Regions from separate parts of the Homo sapiens genome. Here region 1 is linked to region 2. A link is a loop called in an ENCODE intact Hi-C map of the cell type or tissue named here. Cell type or tissue: natural killer cell. All regions are shown on one strand. Links, peaks and the distances in the headings refer to the core of each region. The heading gives the core; the rest is flanking DNA.

What was found. Hi-C counts contacts between places; a loop is a spot of excess contacts. Peaks named below come from ENCODE experiments on the same cell type or tissue, not always from the same donor. Only the 100,000 strongest peaks of a DNase experiment are listed, where the experiment ranks them.
Region 1: it touches region 2 in a loop (2.1-fold over the local background); 11 of 110 quality-filtered maps call a loop at or near these places.

The regions. Positions count from the first base shown.
Region 1 is chr22:40,123,964-40,134,803 of GRCh38, forward strand. It overlaps a transcript of TNRC6B not described here. Among named protein-coding and RNA genes, the nearest start is that of TNRC6B, 49 kb to the right of the region's middle. In natural killer cell, for the core only: no CTCF peak of the experiment used is centred there; a DNase peak (open chromatin) is centred at 5,218; H3K27ac peaks cover 1,207 bases.
Region 2 is chr22:40,050,031-40,060,870 of GRCh38, forward strand. It overlaps a transcript of TNRC6B not described here. Among named protein-coding and RNA genes, the nearest start is that of TNRC6B-DT, 11 kb to the left of the region's middle. In natural killer cell, for the core only: no CTCF peak of the experiment used is centred there; DNase peaks (open chromatin) are centred at 1,507, 5,721 and 8,451; H3K27ac peaks cover 1,367 bases.

The sequences.
Region 1 (10,840 bases), core at 1,296-9,295, 74 kb after region 2:
TTCACTTGCTGTGAGCATCCCTCATGTGTTTTACAGAGAGGATGGGCAATGTTGATTAAGCTGGGAGCAAGTGAATGGATATCAATTGAGAGCTTCTACTGTACTGATTTTACACTTCACATCACATAAATATGCATTTGTTCCCAACAAGACCTTGCTAGGTGGGTGAGCAAAGTAGATATTTTGGTAACCCCTTCCCACCCAGTAGATGAGGCAACAGCTTCCTGGAAGTGCCTTCTTAGCCTTGAGTCTTGGCTGGTTATAGAGAAGCCTACACCAAAACAGATCATCAAGCGTTGTGCATTAATAGATTTTTCTTGCACACACAAAAAACATACACTACCAGCATCTTTTTACCTTTTTTTTTTTTTTTTTTTGAGACAGGGTCTCACTCTGTTGCCAAGGCTGGAGTGCAGTGGTGTGATCACAGCTCACTGCAGCCTTGACCTCCTGGACTCAACCAGTCCTCCCACCTCAGCCTCTCAAGTAGCTGGGCCCACATACATGTGTCACCACGCCTGGCTAATTTTTGTATTTTGGGTAGAGGTGGGGTTTCGCCCCCAGGCTGGTCTTGAACGCGTTAGCTCAAGCCATCCACCTGCCTCAGCCTCCCAAATTGCTGGGATTATAGGCATGAGCCACTGCACCTGGCCTTTTTTAGTTTTTATGTTTTGTAGCTATGAGCTTTAGAGTAGCTGATAGGTTTGTAAATATTCATACCTGTATTATAATGGAGATTTGTGTCATTTGAATAATTATTCCTCAATAGGGCCAGGAGCGGTGGCTCACGCCTGTAATCCCAGCACTTTGGGAGTCTGAGGCGGTCGGATCACGAGGTCAGGAGTTCAAGACCAGTCTATCCAACATAGTGAAACCCTGTCTCTACTAAAAATACAAAAATCGGCCGGGTGTGGTGGCAGGCGCCTGTAGTCCCAGCTACTTGGGAGACTGAGGCAGGAGCATCGCTTGAACCCAGGAGGTGGAGGTTGCAGTGAGCCAAACTCTCACCACTGCACTGCAGCCTGGGCGACACAGCAAGACTGTGTCTCAAAAAAAAAAAAAATATTCCTCAATAATTACATATGTAATGAATTCTTGAAAATGTTGCATAAATTTTTAGTAGTTTCCTTTTGGTACATTTTAATTCATAAAATTTTAACAAACTTTTTCTTGACTCATTTTATTCTTTGAGGAAAACTTAATTACTTTTTACTGTCTTGCCCTATAAATAGTCTCATATAAAAATAAATGAACTGACATTTAGTTTATTAAGCACATTTCCTAAAAATGAAAAGTGGGGCCAGCCATTATAGTGTACTTTAATTTCAGTTATAAAGAAAGCAGGAACGTTATTCATAAATTATAAGCCCGGGAAACCCTGCCAATTCCAATAGCCTTAGCCTAATACCCAGGCACTGTGACCTGCAGGGGCGGAACAACAGGTGCGCCGCTTTGCTCACTGCCATACTTTCTTGCAGGTCAGTGTCTGCTGTAAGAATTTCACCACCACCTCTGCCAAAAGCCAAATAAAATAGGGAAAGAAATCTAGAGCTATTAATATCCCAATGCTGGAAACCTTTCCTATCTACCCTTCTCCCCCAAGATGGGAAACATTCCCTCCCTGCTTCTCTCCCTCCCTTTCTTACCTTTAAGATGCATGTGCATAGACACACACACACACACAAAGTTACTCAAAGTTACTTCACAGTATCTGTGGCCTTATTGAGAGAATTTCAGTCTAAACCTTTGAAAAAAAAATTTTTTTGCCCTGAATTCCTTACATACTTTTTTCTTCTCTCTTCTTTTAGGCAGTATTTTTGTGTTTCTGCAGAGTTTTGCACAAAATCTGTTCCCATGCAAACCAATGAGGGAGAAGTATCGGAAGAAAGCAGTTCCAAGGTCAGTAAATTACTGAAAGGTACAGTTTGGGTAGAAATTGAACAGTAGAGGCTGTGGATGAGTAGAATGGGTATTTCATTTTACATGACTGTAAAAATTCGATTGAGTTAAATTAGAACCTAACATAAGATTGAGAAATATTTTTTCTTTTCAGTATACTTTTTAATCCTATATGCTAATTTAAAACAATTTTACTGAACTACAGAGAACTTTATAATTTATTTTTAGAACACTAATACTATGTCTTTTAAAGTTTGTTACGAAAGTTACTATAGGCTTATAAAAAATCAGAAGTATATAAAGTCAGGAGTCAAAGCTGGTCCCCTGTTCCTGCTGCACAGAGGCAGTCACTGATAATTTTTAGGTGTTTTTCTATTACAAATTTTATTTTATTTTATTTTAGATTTAGAGGTACACGTGCAGGTTTGTTGCATGAGTATGTTGTGTGATGCTGAGGCTTGGGGTACAAGTGATTCCATCACTCAGGTAGTGAGCATAGTACCCAAGAGCTTGTCTTTGAACCCTTGTTCCCTTCCCTCCCTCTCCCTTTTGGAGTCCCCAGTGTCCACCGTTTCCATCTTTATGTCCACATGTACCCAGTGTTTAGCTCCCACTTATAAGTGAGAACATGCAGCATTTGGTTTTCTGTTTCTGTGTTAATTCATTTAGGATAATGGCCTTCAGCTGTATCCCTGTTGCTACAAAGGACGTTATTTAATTTTTTTTTTTTTTTTTTTTTTTTTTTTTAGACTGGGCCTGGCTCTATTGCCCAGGCTGGAGTGCAGTCATACGATCTTGACTCATTGCAGCCTCTGCCACCCAGGCTCAAACCATCCTCCCACCTCAGCCTCCTGAGTAGCTGGGACTACAGGTGCACACCACCAAACCTGGCTAATTTTTGTATTTTTTGTAGAGACGGGGTCTCACTTTGTTGTCCAGGCTGGTCTCACACTTCTGATCTCAAGCACTCCACCCACCTAGGTCTTCCAAAGTACTGGGATTACAGGCATGAGCCACCATGCCTGGATGATTTAATTCTTTTTTATGGCTACATATTATAAATTTTTAAATGGTAATTTGTTTGCTTTGTTTTTTCAATCTAGAGCCTAAGGAGTGTTATCATCATCAAATCTTGTATGTAAATATATATAATAAATAAAATAAAAATAAATATATATTAATCCTATATATAAATCCTATATATAAATATTTATCTATATTTTTGTCTATATCTGGCTCCATGTGCTGATTTTCCTTGGCTGCTTCTTAACATAGTTACATGAGACCCTTAGTATTACTTTTACTTCCCTCTCTGTCCATTCAGAATTGTCTGTAGCTCTTCCTGGGAGCTCTGAAAACAACTCTTTCCATTTCTTTCTGAATGCCCCCTCTGCGGGGCTATGATCTAGTCCGTGGCTTGGGTGGAGGGACAGATGTCATCCTGTCCTCTTAGTTTTCCTTTCCCATATCACCAGATTTCTTTCTTCTTTCCGTAGCTAAAGCAGAAGCATATAGGTTTTCATCAGACTCATTTAGACCCTGAATCTGATGTAGGGTTAGTCAGAGCCTGTGAGGTACACACACGATCTAGGAATCTCCCTCACACACACACACACAGAGGCACACATACCCAGGACACCCAAGATACACACACCCCAGAATTTCTGAGGTACATATACACCCTTCCTCAAGATCCTAATTTACTAATTGATAGTGAAATATAATGTTAAGGAAGATTGGGGCTCATGCCTGCAATCCCAGCACTTTGGGAGTCCGAGGTGGGCAGATTGCTTGAGCTCAAGACTTCGAGACCAGCCTAGGCAACATGACAAAACCCTGTCTCCAAAAAATACAAAAATTAGTTGGGCATGGTGGTGCATGCCTGCAGTCCCAGCTACTCAGGAGGCTGAGGTAGGAGGATCATTTGTACCCAGGGCTGTTGACGCTGCAGTGAGCTGTGATCATGCCACTGCACTCCAGCCTGGGCAGCAAAGCCAGACCCTGCCTCAAAAAAAAGGAAGATTGGATTTCTGGCTAGTACATTTTCTCCCTGGAAAGAGAAGGTATAATTGGGAGATTGCTTGGTGAACATGTAATTAGACTGGTATAGAATATATTACTGTGCCATAAACTCAGTTTTCAACTTCTTTTTGGAAAAATAAATGACTAGCTTTCTTGATTTTTCAATTACTGAATAGTTTATCAGTTCAGAATGAATTAGACTCAAGAATAAGAGAACATTCTTTTTATACTTGCACTAAGTGGATGCTTCTGTTATAAATTAGATTATAACTTCAACTTCATCAGCCTTAGTTTAACTCAGGCTCTTATGTTTTTCCTCCTGATGTTTGCTTTTGTTTAAAATCTTATATTTGGAGGCTGATCTCATCTCGCAGGGGTCAGTCCATTCTCCTCCTCCGAGGGTGTAAATCAATCAATCAATAAAATCTTATATTTGGAATGATTTAATGTATGGCTGGAATTTGTCATTTTGCTGTGGTTACATAGTTTGTGGATGTCTGTTAACAGAAGGCCATTAGGAAAGGTAGTAGGTTTTGAGGAAAAGTAGAGAATTTTTTACCAAAAAGTGATTTTCAGCTGAATTTATTTTTGTTCAATATATTTTTTTTGAGACTGGATCTTTCTCTGTCACCAAGTCTGGAGTGTGGTGGTATGATCACGGCTCACGGCTCACGGCTCACGGCTCACGGCTCACAGCTCACAGCTCACAGCTCACTGCAGCCTCAACCACCCAGCCTCAAGCAATTCTCCCACCTCAGCCTCCCAAGTAGCTGGGACCACAGGTGTGTGCCACCACACCTGGCTCTCTTTTTTTTTTTGGTAGAGACAGAGTCTTGCTGTGTTGCCCAGGCTGGTCTCGAACTTCTGGGCTCAAGTGATTCTCCTGCCGCAGTCTCCCAAAGTGCTGGAATTATAGGTGTAAGCCACTGCGCCTGGCCTTCAATAAATAATTATTAAGCACGTGTTATCATGGGATACAACAGTGAACCAAAAATACATGGTTCCTACTCTCAAGGCGGTTTCATTTTAGTGGGAGACATGAATAAATATAAATAAAGATAATAATTATAAATGATGGTAAGTACTATGAAAAAAATAAAGCCATGTCATGCAGGGCAGCTGGGAGGAAGAGCGTAGCTAGTCAAGGAAGGTCTCTCTGAGACGGGGACATTTCAGCTGAAGCTAATGGGCAAGGGAGCCAGCTGTGTGGAGAGCTGAAGCAACAGTGTTCTAGACACAGGAAACAGCTGCAAAAGCCCTTGGCCTCTTCTAAGAACTCTCAGAAACCTGTGGGCCAAGTGTGACAGGAGGTTAGAGAGAGAGACAGAGACCTTGCAAGACCTCAGAGGCCACAGTGTGCAACGTGGACCTATTCTCCATGCCTAGGGCAGCCATTGAAGGCTGTTCACTCGAGGAGTGATGTGATGTGTAGGATTTGCATTTTAAGAGGTGGCTCTGTCTGCTGTCTGGACAGTGGATTGGAAAGAGGTAAGAGTGGAAGCAGGGAGCCTGGTGAGAAGGCACGTGCAGCTGTTCGGGTAGGACTACATTCATGGGTGTTACTGGAAGTGGAGGAAAGACAGACTTGAGGTGTATTTTGGCGCCAAAACTGATGTGACTCGAGGATGGATTGAGATCCTTTTGCATCATAGAAATCAAAAGGGGAATTTCAAGAGAAAGGCTCACTCAGTAACTTCAGATGCTGCCAAGAATCAAGGAGGTTGACAAGTGAGAAAAGACACCTGGATTTGTTTAAGAACTAATTAAAGAGAAAGGATATGAGAAAACTTTCTAGGGGGTGATGGAGATGTTCTGTGTCTGATAGGGGTGCAATTGTTTATAATTACAATAAAAATGGTTACAGTGTAGGTATGTTTTATGTGGTGAAACTGACAATCAAATGGAGTGGAGAATACATGGAAGTATAGATGAAGCAGGAATGGCAGAATGTTGGCAACTATTGAAGTGTTGTGATGGGTACATAGGAGTTTATTTGTATTTACTTTGTACATGTTTTAAATTTTCTATGATAGTTTCTAAAAAGAACTTACTGGTGTTCAAGGGTGCCATTTAATTGGAGTAGGAGGTGCAGAAACCAAATTTTATGGGTTAAAGAGAAATTAAATGATTTTTAAAAATGAGTTATGACTATAGTCCACCACCCAATTTTAGGACATTTGGAAATAAATGGAAGAGAGAACAATGAGGAGGAGGATTAAGTTCAAGTGAAAGATTTTTTTTAAATGGAAGAGGACTATGCATGTTTGAGAAAAGAGGGAAGAAATGGGTTGAGGAAGGCAGAGTGCAGTTAGAAAAAGGTTTCTCAGATTCCCAGGCTTAACGGGCCTCGTACTGCAGTAATGCCTGAGCTCAGGCCCAAATCCTGCTCTTCTGACTCTTGTTTAATGGCGGAGGGAGTTTTGGAGGAGGAAAGAAAGAAAGGAAGTGGGTTCAGCTTTTCTTTGTATTGCCTTCGAAAGAGAAGTCATTGTAGTTGGTAGAGTGTAGAGTACACAGTTGAAGACTTGAAATGACAAGTTTTGATTTCCTATTAAGAGGAAAGGCTTGGAATTGCAGTTGTAGCGAAGGTGCTAAGAATAGTTAACAAATGAATTGGCCGGGCGCGGTGGCTCACGCCTGTAATCCCAGCACTTTGGGAGGCCGAGGCGGGCGGATCACGAGGTCAGGAGATCCAGACTATCCTGGCTAACACGGTGAAACTCCGTCTCTACTAAAAATGCAAAAAAAAAAAATTAGCCGGGCGAGGTGGCGGATGCCTGTAGTCCCCCGCGGGAGGCTGAGGCAGGAAAATGGCGTGAACCCGGGAGGTGGAGCTTGCAGTGAGCCAAGATTGCGCCGCTGCACTCCAGCCTGGGCGACAGGGAGACTCCGTCTAAAAAAAAAAAAAAAAAAAAAAAATAGTTAACAAATGAATAAACGGTCAATATGGTTTACAAAATATCCAGGTAAGTTGTGCAAGTATAGATCAGGAGCCCTTATGGATGGGCAGGGTTGGTATAGAAGTCTTTTTTTTTGAGACAGAGTCTCGCTCTGTTGCCCAGGCTGGAGTGCAGTGGTGCGATCTCGGGTCACTGCAAGCTCCGCCTCCCGGGTTCACGCCATTCTCCTGCCTCAGCCTCCCGAGTAGCTGGGACTTGACAGGCGCCTGCCGCCACGCCCGGATAATTTTTTGCCCAGATAATTTTTTGTATTTTTTAGTAGAGACGGGGTTTCAGCGTGTTAGCCAGGAAGGTCTCGATCTCCTGACCTCGTGATCCGCCCGCCTCAGCCTCCCAAAGTGCTGGGATTACAGGCTGAGCCACTGTGCCCAGCGCGGTATAGAAGTCTTATTGGAGGAAGTGAATTTTGCTGTTCCTCTTGAAGAGTGCTCTCTGAAACTGTGCAGCATCTTCCGTAACATTTTCTTGGAGAGAGATGTTTATTGAAGTTCAGAGATGGATTAGGATTATATATTCTTCGGGAGTTGGGAATTGTAGACTTTGACCTCTTGAGTTTAGGGATTTTTTTTTTTTTCTCTGCCAGAAAGATATAAAGCAGGTGATGGTTTCTAAAAGACTGCTGTAAACAGATTATAGATCATTCCTGAATTATGCACAAGCATAATTCCTTATTTTTGCCTCCTTTCCTCCCCTCCTCTCTCCTGATTAATTCAGCACATATTTATTGAGCACCTACTGTGTGCTAGGAACTGTGTTGGGTGTTGATACACAGAATTGACTCCTTAAACTATTATTTATTCTTTGTTTTAATTATTGGAGCTCCAACCACTTAAAGTGGAGGCAGGAAGAAAGAATGTTAAATTTCACATCAGTTTAGAACGAGCTTTTTTTCCCTGAATGGTCACCAGATTGCAATTTTGTATGACCTAACAAATTTCTCAAAGAGAGTTCTGCTATTGTTGTGAAAGCTTCTATTGTAAATGCTGAAGGAAGACAAGTTGACAGAGTTTTTGTTAATGTAAAACTTCAGATGCCTCTGAACATATCCTTTGGAGGAACAGTGAATATTTCTTACATTTTTCCCAAGGACCACTTCAGGGCTTATTTAATTTTTCTGCTGTGTATGTGAGAGATAAAATTGAATCAAATTAACAGAGTTACCCATGGATCTGTCTTATTGTTCCATATTTTTAGAGGTTAAATATGAAAATTACCTTCTGTGACTGGGTGCAGTGGCTCACGCCTGTAATCCCAGCAGTTTGGGAGGCCGAGGCAGGCAGATGACTTGAGGTCAGGAGTTTGAGACTAGCCTGGCCAACATAGCAAAACCCCATCTCTACTAAAAATACAAAAATTAGCTGGGCCTGTTAGTGTGCACCTGTAATCCCAGCTGTGCCTGTAATCCCAGCTACTCGGGAGGCTGAGGCAGGAGAATCAGTTGAACCCAGGAGGCAGAGGTTGCAGTGAGCCAAGATCACACCACTGCACTCCAGCCTGGGTGACAGTGTGAAACTCCATCTCAATAAAGACGAGACGAGACGGGACGGGACGGGACGGAGCCAGGAGGCAGAGGTTGCAGTGAGCCAAGATCACACCACGGCACTCCAGCCTGGGTGACAGTGTGAAACTCCATCTCAATAAAGGCGAGGCGAGGGCGAGGGCGAGGGCGAGGGGCCTGTAGTCCCAGCTACTTGGGAGGCTGAGGCAGGAGAATTGCTTGAACATGGGAGGCAGAGGTTGCAGTGAGCCAAGATCATGCCCCTGTACTCCAGCCTGGGCAACAGAGTGAGACTCCATCTCAAAAAAAAAAAAAAAAAGGCTGGGCGCAGTGGCTCAAGCTTGTAATCCCAGCACTTAGGGAGGCCAAGGCGGGTGGATCACGAGGTCAGGAGATCGAGACCATCCTGGCTAACACAGTGAAACGCCATCTCTACTAAAAATACAAAAAAATTAGCCGAGCATGGTGGCAGGCGCCTGTAGTCCCAGCTACTTGGGAGGCTGAGGCAGGAGAATGGCGTGAACCTGGAAGGCGGAGCTTGCAGTGAGCCAAGATCGCGCCACTGCACTCCAGCCTGGGGGACAGAGCAAGACTCTGTCTCAAAAAAAAAAAAAAAAAAAAAAAAAAATATATATATATATATATATATTCTGTAAAATCCGGAGGCACAGATATGTATATGCTTCATTGGCCTGATTCCCGTAGAGAGAAATTCATGTGACCTATTTTATTTGGCATTTATGTGCTTATATTATCACACTGATCTGAAAACAGATACTACTATTTTATCTGTCACATGTGGCTTTGACTGGTTAAATGTAATGCTCATTTTTCTTAGTGTCTGGTTTCGCTGTCACATAGTGGAACTGTACATTACTGGGAGGTTTCAGCTCTATTGTGGATTTACTGACACATGCTGAACTAAGCTGTTTATTTGTATCATCTCTTCTTTTTATTGAGATATTATCAAAAATGACATACTTTTATAGTCATTCAGTTTTTTTAATGCAACAAACATTTATTGGGCACCTACTAGTTGCTGATGTCGTAGGTACAGGCATGCAAAGTGATTTATGTAAGACATGGTCTCTGCATTTCGGGCACTTTTAACCTAGTTGAGGGAGGTAACCATACCATACAGGCTATGATACCGATATTAAATATGTGCCTAGGGCAAAGCAATGAATTCTTTCTGGAAGGAAGTCCACAATGGAGAGGGAACACTTGAACTGGGCATTGTAGAAAGACGGGTTTCATGGTTTTTATTGGTTTGTTGTTGAATGGGTGAGGGGGAGAAGGCTATTATATGCAGAGGGAACTGTGTATAGCATATAAGGGGTAATGTGCCGGGCACGGTGGCTCATGCCTGTAATCCCAGCACTTTGGGAGGCCGAGGCGAGCGGATCACCTGAGGTTGGGAGTTCGAGACCAGCCTGACCGACATGGAGAAACCCTGTCTCTACTGAAAATACAAAAAATTAGCCAGGCATGGTGGCATGTGCCTGTAATCCCAGCTTCTCGGGAGGCTGAGGCAGGAGAAGCACTTGAACCCAGGAGGCGGAGGTTGTGGTGAGCCGAGACCGTGACATTGTACTCCAGCCTGGGCAACAAGAGCAAAGCTCCGTCTCAAAAAAAAAAAAAAAAAAAAAAAAAAACAGGTAATATGCGATGGGAGATGGTGAAAAATTTGATTGTGTTTCAGATATCTTGATGTCTGTTACATCACATCAAAACTTAGTGGTTTAAAACCACCATTGTAACCTCCTGAGTGGAATAATTGCAAAAAGTTTAGTAAATACTCTATCCTCAAGGATGTGGAGCATAACTTTCCACTCTTAAAGTGTGGATTCACACAGTGGAGAACCCTAAAGTCAGGCAATCAAGTCAACATCAACAGTGATAAGTCATTTTTATACTTTGTACCCTTGGTACGATGTGAGGAAATGGCACTTCAATTTCTAGTTGTCTTCCCTAAAACCCATTATCCCAGTCTAATCATGAGAAAAACATCAGACAAATTCCACTAGCGGAATGTTCTGCAGAATACCTGATCAGCACTCCTGAAAACTCAAGGAAAACTGAGAAAAATCTGAGGAACTGTCACAGCCAAGAGACAGCTAAGGAGACACAATGACAATGTAATGTGGTATTCTGGATGGGATCCTGGAACATTAGGTAAAAACTAAGCAAATTTAATAAACTATGGACTTTAGTTAATGTATCGGGTTGGGGGGCTACGGGAGGGATAGCATTAGGAGAAATACCTAATGTAGGTGATGGGTTGATGGGTGCAGCAAACCACCATGGCACATGTATACCTATGTAACAAACCTGCATGTTCTGCACGTGTATCCCAGAACTTAAAGTTTAATAAATAAATAATAATGTATCAATATTGGTTCATGAATTGTGACAGATATACTAAGGTAACATGTTACTAACAGCAGAAACTGCATCCGGA
Region 2 (10,840 bases), core at 1,504-9,503:
TAGTGTTTTTCAGTGGTGCCATCATCCTCTCAAGTTTGCAACCCTGGAGCATTTGGAGGGCCATATAATAAACTCTGTTATTTCAAACCTGGAATCCTGCTACTTAGTTACGATACTGGCTGCTGCCCCTTTGCTACCAAGCCAGCCCGGATCCAGCGACCTGAGAGGAGCATGGGTAGTTGGAGCACTTAGAACCCCTTTAGGATTGTAGCATTTCCTTGTGGTCAAAACCCTTCTATGACTTCCCATTGCACTCAGGCCGGTTTGGGATTTTACTTTTTATCCTATGAGGCTCTGTGTGTTCTGGCCTCCCCAACCTTCTCTCACTTCTTTTACACCCCATCCTCCTCTCTGAGCATCTTAACTGCAAGGTCCTTCTTTCAGTTCCTCAAATTGCCCAAGCCTTTTCCGGCCTTAAGGCTTTTGTTTTTGTATACACCTGCACCACTCTCTTGGCTTGGGCTGTCCTTGCTCTGCTCCCCACTAGCTTTTACCCAGCTAACTTCAGGTTCAGATTAAATTGTCACCTCAGAAAGGCCCTCCTTTATGCTCTCGTCCCACTACCCCCATCCACCCTCAGTTAAGACTGGCAGAGCTCCTGTTATTTTTTCATAGCTGTCACCACAATTCATGATTCAGGACCATGTCTGTTTTGGTCCTGAATCTCAGTGTATCTCCAGAGCCTGGCCAAGTGTCAGGCATACAACAGACTTCCAGTAAATATTTGTAGGCTGTGTTGTAAGTCTGGGCTTTTGCTTTTGTTATTTATTGCTGTCCTGTAGTTTTTTTGTTTTTGGGTTTTTTTTTTTTTTGAGACAGAGTCTCGCTCTGTTGCCCAGGCTGGAGTGTAGTGGCGTGATCTCGGCTCACTGCAACGTCTGCCTCCTGGGTTCAAGCAATTCTTCTGCCTCAGCCTCTCGAGTAGCTAGGACTACAGGTGCGCACCACCACACCTGGCTAATTTTTGTATTTTTAGTAAAGATGGGGTTTCACCATATTAGCCAGGCTGGTCTTGGACTCCTGACCTTGTGATCCACCTGCCTCAGCCTCCCAAAGTGCTGGGATTACAGGCGTGAGCCACCGCACCCAGCCTATCCTGTAGTTTCTGGTAGCCTTGCCTACGTCCTCAGTGTCTCCTCTGGGACTTGATCTCACTGTTGGAAGTCTTGCCACAGTGAGATAGATTCCAAAATTGCTGAAGAGGACACCAATCCTGTTCTGAATTGTACCTCTGCATGGAATCCCTTATCACTAAGCCAGACTAGATCTAAACTAAACTGTGCTAAGCTCACTAAGTCCCACAAGTATTGCACCTTGGTTGTCCAGGCTGGGGTCAGCACTTGCAGCTGTTATTCTTCCGTATTTCAACCTGCTCTTGATTTCTTACTCCTCCCTCCACCCAGCATGGGGCTTCTAAAGACGTTGTATACTTTCCAGCTGAGCCTACTTACCCTTTGACATTTTGCAGCCTGTTGACATTGACAACTGCCTCCAGTGTCTCACCCCTACAGATTGCCCCCACACTGATCTTCCTGAAACAGTGCTTTGTTTATGTTTCCTGCTCCCTCCCAAATCGACCACAGGCACTACAGTTTGAAAGCCTTCAATGGTGTTTCATTGCCTAGAGGGTTTAAATGCTTTAGCTTGTTATTTAAAGTTTCTGGACTAGCACTGTCCAATAGAAATAGAATGTAAGCCACAAATATGAGCCACATATGTATAGATTTTCTAGTAGCTACATTAAAAAAGTAGAAAGGGGTGAAATTGATTTTTATAGCATTTTATTGACTTCAGTATATCCAAAATATTAACATTTAAATAGGTAATTGGTAAAAATTATTAATGAGATACTTTACATTCTTTTTTCTAGTTAAGCCTTTGAAATCTGGAGTGTATTTTTCGCTCATAGACATCTCAGTTCAGAGTAACCACATTTCAAGTGCTCAGTAGCCACATGTGGCTAGTGGCTACCATGTTGGACAGCACAACTCTAAACCATGCTCTCCACATAGTTGAAGGGCCATACCTGGGTACTTCCAGCCACTGGTCTTTTGGCTACTATTCCCCTCACCTAGAACCAGCTTCCTTATCCAAATGTGCCAACCTTCCTTGCCAAGAAACACAAGGGGACCCCAAGATCAAAGGGGGACCCTAAGATTAAAATTTAAGTTCTCGTCATATTCTCTGAAAACTTTTAACAATTTTTTTGGTGTCATTGTTTTTTTCATATAGTGATTACTTACGGTCTTTACCAATTTGCGTTATAATCAGAGGTAATATTACAATATTTAACAACAGATAAAGCATGAACCAATAAGAATCGGTGTCTGATGAATTAGAATTGATGGCAGCTGTACACAGCCTCAGTGTTCTCATTTGTGTGTACCTGCTTAATAGCAACGCTGTGTATTGTATTTTTTTTTTTTTTTTTTTTTTTTTTTGTTGAGGCAGGGTCTTACTCTGTCACCCAGGCCGGAGTGCAGTGGCATAAACATGGCTCATTGCAACCTCCATCTCCTGGGCTCAAGCAGTCCTCCCACCTCAGCCTCCTGAACAGCTGGAACTACAGACACGCACCTCCACACCTGGCTCATGTTTTGTAGAGATGAGGTCTCACTATGTTGCCCAGGCTGGTCTGGATCTCCCAGGCTCAAGCAATCTGCCTGCCTTAGCCTCCCAAAGTGCTGGGATTACAGGCGTGAGCCACCATGTCTGGCCTGTGTATTGTTGACTTCCCCATAGGACTGAGTTTCTTGAAGGCAGGCATTTATCTTACCCGCTTTGTATCCCTAGAACAGTTTCTGACCAGTTGTGTAGTAGTAGGCAGTGTGTAAATGTTTTAAATAAATGAACAAATGTTACCTTCTATTCTCTTTTATTCTTTTTATGTGCTATGCTTTGTCTTTCTAGTTAGAAACTGAAATGTAAGTCCTTTGAGTACAGAGATCATGAATTACGAAGGTGTATATGGTATATTTGCTTGGTTGTCTTCATGGGAGCATTTCACCATCCTCTGAATGTCGATTTGTGCTTTCTTTTTCCCCCAAACCACCTTATTGAGGTATGACTGACATACTAAAAGCTTTAGGTATTTAACATATACCACTCGATGTGTTTGGAGATTTTCTTTAAAAAAAAAAAAAAAAAACTATGTTTAGATATTGTTATGGATTTTCAGGTTGGGTCATTAATGAAGTTTGACAGTTTTAATAAGACTGACTTTCTTTGTGGTTTATAAACAGGCTCCGAAAGCAGCTTCAAAAGTAGAGCTCCAAAATAGTTCCATAATTATTGTAATTAATGCAAGTCTTCCAGAATTCGGGCAGAGTTGGAGAGTCTCTGAATTAGGAGTCAAAAGTCCTGGATTCATTTGTATTGCTGACATTTGCTTGAGTGCATACTGGGTGCCAAGCGCAGGAATGACTGAAAATTCAAAAACTACAGTATGGAAAAAAAAATACCCCTTTAACACACAGGTGAAATGGTTAATTCTTCCTAGGAAGATTGAATTTCTCTCTGTTCTCTTAGACTTTACTCATTTCTGACATAGACTACATTATATCATGTTTCTTAATCTGTCTCTCCTGCTGGATTGCAAATTTCTTAAGTGAGACTATTGTAGTCATCTTTGCATCCCTAGGCACATACTGTACTGTGTCTGTCATATCGTAGACACTCAAATGTTTGTTAAATAAATAACTTGAAGTAAGTTACTTAGCTTTGCAGAGTCTTAGTTTTTTCTTTTGCAAGTAGGAACTTCTCTACTTCAGAGAATTGTTGAAACTGTAGTGAGAATAATCTTTTAAAACTACAGATGTGTTCTGTGTATATCTTAATTTAAAACATTTACTTAAAAAGCAAGTGTAAATCTGATCATATTTCTCCCCTACTTAAAACTGTTAATAACTGGGTGCACAGGCTCGTGCCTGTAATCCCAGCACTTTGGGAAGCTGAGGTGGGTGAATATCTTGAGCTCAGGAGGTCAAGACCAGCCTGGGCAACATAGCAAAACCCTGTCTCTGCAAAAAATACAAAAATTAGCTGGGCGTGGTGGTGCCTGCCTGTAGTCCCAGCTACTCAGGAGGCTGAGGTGGGAGGCTAGCTTGAGCCTGGAGGCAGAGGTTGCAGTCAGCCGAGATTGCGCCACCACACTCCAGTGTGGGTGACAGAGTGAGACCCTGTCTCAAAAACAAAACTGTCAGTGAGGCCTAAAGACCCTGATAAGAACCTGAATTCTTGTTCTTGCCTTTTTCACTGACTGCCCAGTGAAGCTTCTGCCAGCGTCCCCTGCCTCTTTTCCTACTGTCTTCCCCCTTGCTGAGTGTACTCTCACCATACTGACCCTCTTCAAGTTCCGGAAATGTGTGTTCTTCACTACCCAAGGTCCCTTCCTTGAGCATACTATTCTCACAGCTGGAAGCCCGCAGGCCCAACCTTAGTTAATGCCTCTTCAATCCTGAGCTCAGTGTGTGTGTCTCCTCTTTAATGACTTCCTAATCACCCCGCCCCACATTAGAAGATATCAATTGTATAATTATTTAATTTGTATATTATATTTCCCCTTCTGGAAAATAGCTACATGAATAAAAATACTCTGTTTTATTCACATTTGTGTCACCAACATCTAGCACTGTGAGTTGCACATAGTAGGTCCTCAATAAATATTTTTTCAAATGAAGTTAAGAAAGAGAATTTAAAATAGAATTTCTAAAAAACCTCATTTTAGGCAAAGCTTGGTGGCTCATGCATGTAATGCCAGCACTTTGGGAGGCCAAGGCAGGCAGGTCACTTGAGTCCAGGAGTTCGAGACCAGCCTGGGTGACATGGTGAAACCCATCTCTACAAAAAAAAAAAAAATTAGCTGGTTGTAGTAGTGCGCGCCAGTAGTCCCAGCTACTCGGGAGGCTGATACAGGAAGGTTGCTTGAGCCCGGGAGGCAGAGGTTGCAGTGAGCTGAGATTGCACCATTAAGCTCCAGCCTGGGTGACAGAACAAGACTCCGTCTCCAAAAAAAGAAAAGAAATTATGCTTGGGCTTGACATGATGACGCTCTCACTAAACATTTGAATGCATAGACATGCTGAATGCTGTGCTAGGAGCCAGGACTACAGAGGTGGGGCGAAAGGAGATCTTTGTTCCCAAGGAATGCACAGCCAGGTGGGTGAGACAGATGTGGACACAGATGAGTGCCATTTAGTGTAATAAGTGCTGTAATAGACAGTACAAGAGGTGCTGCGGGGATGAAAAGGAAGGTCATCAACACGATGGGGAGGTTGAGAAAGCCTTCCCAGGGAAGGTGACACTCACACTAAGTTGTGGAGGAAAAGGGCATTTCCGGCAGAGAGAACAGCCTGTGTAGAGGCATGGGGGAGCGTTTTTAGTATGTGGAGAAGATGACCGGCACAGCGGTATGCTTTACAAGGCTGGCATTAGGGTACAGGGCTAATAGCTGACTTACAGTTGAACCATGATATGTCAGACTCAGCCTCTTACTCCACTGCAGTTTAGGACAGGAAATGACCTTAGAATAATGATCTGAATCTGTATGTTTGAATTCATAAAGGCATAGAGTACCATTCAGAGAAGATAATCATAAACCACAACGGCACTTGTCACTTCTAGTTAATATACTTGCTTCAGTGGTGTACCTATAACCATGCAAATGATGTTAGGTGGAATTAGAAAGTGGTGACTCATTTAAGCTTATCTGTAGGAGCAGAGAGTGTAAAGGAAGTGACTTCTAGATCACCTGAGGTGAGTGCTGATACCATCTCAAATGGATCAGACACTGAACCAGTGAAAGAGAGGAAATCAGAAAAGAGGACTACCCAGAAGGGCCTCTGGTATATGTTCTGGGAAAGACAGTTCCTACAGCTTGAAGGTCTTTACATATCTCCAAGTCTCCAAGTGGTTCACTGAGCTAACATTAATCTAATTTAATTCTCAACCAGATTTGAAAAAGGGAGATTAATTGGATAAAAATGTAGCCCATTTTCCTTCATTTACTCCTATTTGTTTTCAATGTCTCTTTCCTTTTCTGTCTCCTCCTATCCATTTTTCTCTCCCTGTTACTCTTAAGTAGTGTCTCCTTTCCCCATCCACCCCATCTCTAGCCATCTTCCATTCTATTTCCGCTAAGTTGCTTTCAGTTGCAGGATGTCCATACCTTGTTGGCTAAACTAATGTTTCTCAGCTTTGCATATTCAGAGCTTGATATTTTTCAAATGGGAAGAAGTGATTATGCTCTGGTAGTGCTGATTACACTCACAAGATGTTAATTGACTTACGGTAATGCCGATTTCTGCAAGTTCTGTGTATGTATTTGATCTACATAACAAAGGGCTAAGGAGCTAAGTGATGATAGGGAGAATGGTAGTAATGAATGCAGTTTAGTTTAAGATGTTTGGAAGAGAAAGGACAGAGAAAAATGGAAGCAGGACGAGGTTGAGAAGGCAACACCTTTAAGTAAGATAGAAAATCAGGCTGGGTGCAGTGGCTCATGCCTGTAATCCCAGCACTTTGGGAAGCCAGAGTAAGAGGATCACTTGAGGCCAGGAGTTCGAGACCAGCTTGAGCAACATAGTGAGACCCCCATCTCTACAAAAAATGTTTTAAACATCAACTGAGCATGATGGCACATGCCTGTAGTCCTAGCTACTCAAAAGGCTGAGGCAGGAGGATTGCATGAGCCCAGGAGTTGGAGGCTGCGGTGAGCTAGGATTGCATCACTACACTCCAGCCTGAGAGACAGAGTGACACCCTGTCTCAAAAAAAAAAAAAAAAAGAAAGAAAAATCTATAATCTATTAAAAGATATACAGGAAGCACCCAGCGGAGAAAGAAAAATGGAAGTTGCTTGAATAGAGATGGTAGCAGATTTGATGGGGCAAGGCCACCAGATTCCTCCCATGGGCACAGGTAGACTATATTCATTGGAAGTTCCTTGTAGTATCTCAACAGAGTAAGAAGTCGTCATGGGTTCTCATCTTGGATACCTTGAGCTCAAAATGAGTTTATGCTACTTTGTTTTGTCATGGCACCCACTAGAATGGTTTGCACATAGTAGGTGTAAACAGTCGAGATAAAGTCACAGGATTGAAAGATGATACTGATTATACCTTTAAACTTCTTACCAGGTAACACTATCTGTGGTTTATGACAAGGGAACATGTTTATTAATCCTCTTGTGAATAGTACAGTTACATTGAATTTTTTTCCTAAAGGTGTTGATTTATTAAATGTGTACATTGAAAATATGCCAGGTTTTTTTTTTTTTTTTTTGAGACAGAGTTTCGCTCTTGTTGCCCAGGCTGGAGTACAATGGCACCATCTCGGCTCGTCGCAACCTCCGCCTCCTGGGTTCAAGTGATTCTCCTGCCTCAGCCTCCCGAGTAGCTGGGATCACAGGCGTGTGCCACCACGCCCGGCTAATTTTGTATTTTTAGTAGAGACAGGATTTCTCCATGTTGGTCAGGCTGGTCTCAAACTCCTGACCTCAGGTGATCCGCAGCCTCCCAAAGTGCTGGGATTACAGGCGTGAGCCACCCTGCCTGGCCCAGAATTTTCATAATGGTGTTTTGGCATGTCTTTATTTAAAAAAATATATATACATATCTCGAGCCTCAAAAACTGGAAGTGGACCAGGCTTTCTAACCTGGAGACCCCCTGGTCAGCATATCAAGAGAAATGTCTTGGGTACTTGCTGGGTACAAGATTCTGATGTGGAGGAAGGCAATCCAAAGTAAAAGATGAAACAGCTGCTCTCTGAGGAGCTAAATGTCTTTCTCCTGTGAAAATCCTGCTGATGGTGTCTCATGCTCAGTAATATCCTTTTCCTGAGGAGAGGTTTTACTCAGATGTTATCTCTGTAGACCTTCTAAATAAAGACTTTCCTGTTAGATGTACCATGGACAACAGATTTTAAGTTAATATTTCACCATCTACTCTTTAGTCAATTTTGTCAACCTTCTTTTTACTATACAAGTTTTATATTTTTACACCAATATGTTTAAAATTTACAGTGTTTTATCTTGCATTTTGGCTCAATTGCCTTAAACAAAAGGCCACAATACTTACTGATTCCAGCTTAAACCATGCAGGTGGGTCTGTGGACTGCTCCAGAAAGAGGAGATCTTTTTATGCCCCATACCCCAGTATGTAGCCAAAAGGCTCAGAGGGGAAAATACTACTTTTACAACACCAAAAAACAAAAACAAAACATAAACGGTAAAAAAGGCTCTTGGTAGAAATCACAAAGAGAAGAAGAATGAATGAAGATGTAAAAGACATCACATTTCAAGCCAGTAAGGGATGGTTTGAAAACTTTAAAAAGGGGGCCCTCTACCTGTCCTCCAAAACTTGTGACTCAATGTGCTTTAGCACAATGTGCTTTAGCACAATGTGACACAATGTGCTTTAGCACATTGTGGCGCCAGCCTGCGCTTCCTGAACTGGCCAGAGCCGGGACTCAACCGATGCAGCACGTTAGCTTTGGAAGCAGACAGTCTCTAGACTGACTGACTGTACTGAAAAATGTGTATTTCATGTCATTTTCTCTTGCTTTGCTTTAACCTCCTATTTTTCAGACCTTGGGCTTATCATTCAGGGTGCTTTTCAGAAAGGTAACTGGAGGCTGGAGAGGGGCCCCTACTTCACCTCCGTCTGGAGAGGCGTGATGCTGTTGGATACCCTGTCGCTGGCAACCCACCTGCCCAGTACTTGAATCTTGAAATTCTGACACATTGAATCTGGAAACATTGCCATATCCTTTAGTTTTTCTTTTCTCTGTGGCTTTGGACTTTGACCTTCTCATTTTTATGTTCATGCCACCATCCTGAATCTAAATCATCCTTGGTCTATTTCTGGGTTATTTAAATAGCTCTCTAGTCAGTTGTCTTGTTTCTAGTTTCTCCCCAGAAAACATTTCCTACGTACTATTTTCTTTTCCTTTCTTTAGCAACCTGTCCTTACTGTGTGAAATCCAAACACCTTTGTTCCAGCCAAGTTCGTTTACTGCTCCCATTTATCAACTGTCATTTCTTTCTTTTGAATCTTTGCGTTCTGTACAATCTTTTCTCTGTTTTCCATATTATTTTCTCTCTTTTTGTCCCCATGCTCTATAAAGGTTTGACTTATGTAAAATTTTCTCCCTGCTTCTGGCTGCCAATTCATTGTCCCCCTTACTCTCAAAAAGCCTTCTCGAAACTTTGTCTTCCTGAAAGCCTTTCTTAAGTAACGCCTCCTTCATTTGGATATAGTTTGTTCTTACTGATATGATTGTGATGATAATGAATTACGTAGACTTTGCTAATTGCATTCATTAGTTCTAATGGCATTTTTATAGATTTCGATGTTTTTTTAAACAAATATATCATTTACAAAGAAAGACAAATTTACTTTCCAGTCTTTGAGTTCTAATTCATACCTTAATGTCCTGGCTAGTACTTCGAGTACCATGCTGAACAGAAGTGATACGAGTGGGCATTCTTGCTTTTCTCCTGTGTCTTAGGGAGAAAGTATTTAGTCTTGTATCACTAACTGTGGTATGATCTGTGCGTTTTCATAGTTGCACTTTATCAGGTTCCAGAATTTCTCTTTTAATCCTAGTTTACTGAGAGTTTTTAATCAGGAATGGAGATTGTTTCATTGGATGTGCTTTTTAAAATATATTAAAATATGTTTTTTCTTTTTTAGTCTGTTAACATGGTAAATTATTTTGACTGACTTTTGAACATTAAACAACCCTGGATTCCTGGGATAAGCCCCATTGGTCATGATAGAGTTTGGTTTTTTTTTTTTTTTTTTTTCCCCCCGAGACGGAGTCTCGCTCTGTTGCCAGGCTGGAGTGCACTGGTGCAGTCTCGGCTCACTGCAACCTCCGCCTCCCAGGTTCAAGCGATTCTCCTGCCTCAGCCTCCTGAGTAGCTGGTACTACAGGCACACACCACCATTGCCTAGCTAAGTTTTGTATTTTTAGTAGAGATGGGACGGGGTTTCACTGTGTTGGCCAGGCTGGTCTCAAACTCCTGGCCTCGTGTGATCCACCCGCCTCGACCTCCCAAAAGTGCTGGGATTTCAGGCGTGAGGCACTGTGCCCGGCCATCATTTTTTTTTTCTTTTTTTTTTTTTTTAATTTAGCAAAAAAAGTTTTAACATAAAAAATGCACATGACTTTTTTTTTTATTATTTTTATTATTTTTTTATTTTTTTGACAAAAAGTCTCACTCTGTTGCCCAGGCTAAAGTGCAGTGGCACGATCTCCACTCACTGCAACCTTCACTTCCTGAGTTCAGGTGTGTGCCACCACACCCGGCTAATTTTTATAAATTTATTAGCGACAGGGTTTCGCCATGTTGGCCCACCTTAGTCTTCCAAAGTGCTAGGATTACGGGCATGAGCCACCATGCCCAGCCAACCTATGGATTATTTAGAAGTGTTATTTGATTTCCAAATACTTGGAAGTTTCTACATATCTTTCTGTTATTGATTTCTACTTTAATTTTATTGTACCAAAGAATAGACTTTGTGTTTCTAGGGTCCCCAAGACTATCCCTAGGTTCAGTGATTACTTAGGAGAACACACAGGGCCCAGCATATAGTCATACTCATGACTAAGATTTATTTCAGTGAAAAAATACAGTGCAAAATTAAAAGGGAAAAGGTGCTGGTAGAAGCCAGGTGCCCAGGTGCAAGCTTCCAAAAGTCTTTTCCCAGTAGAACATACAGGACACACTTAATTCCCCCAGGAACAAGTTGTAACAATATGTGTGAAGTGTTGTCTACTAGGAAAGCTTGCCTGAGCCTAGGAATCCAGGCTTTTTATCAGGAGTTAGTTTGGTACC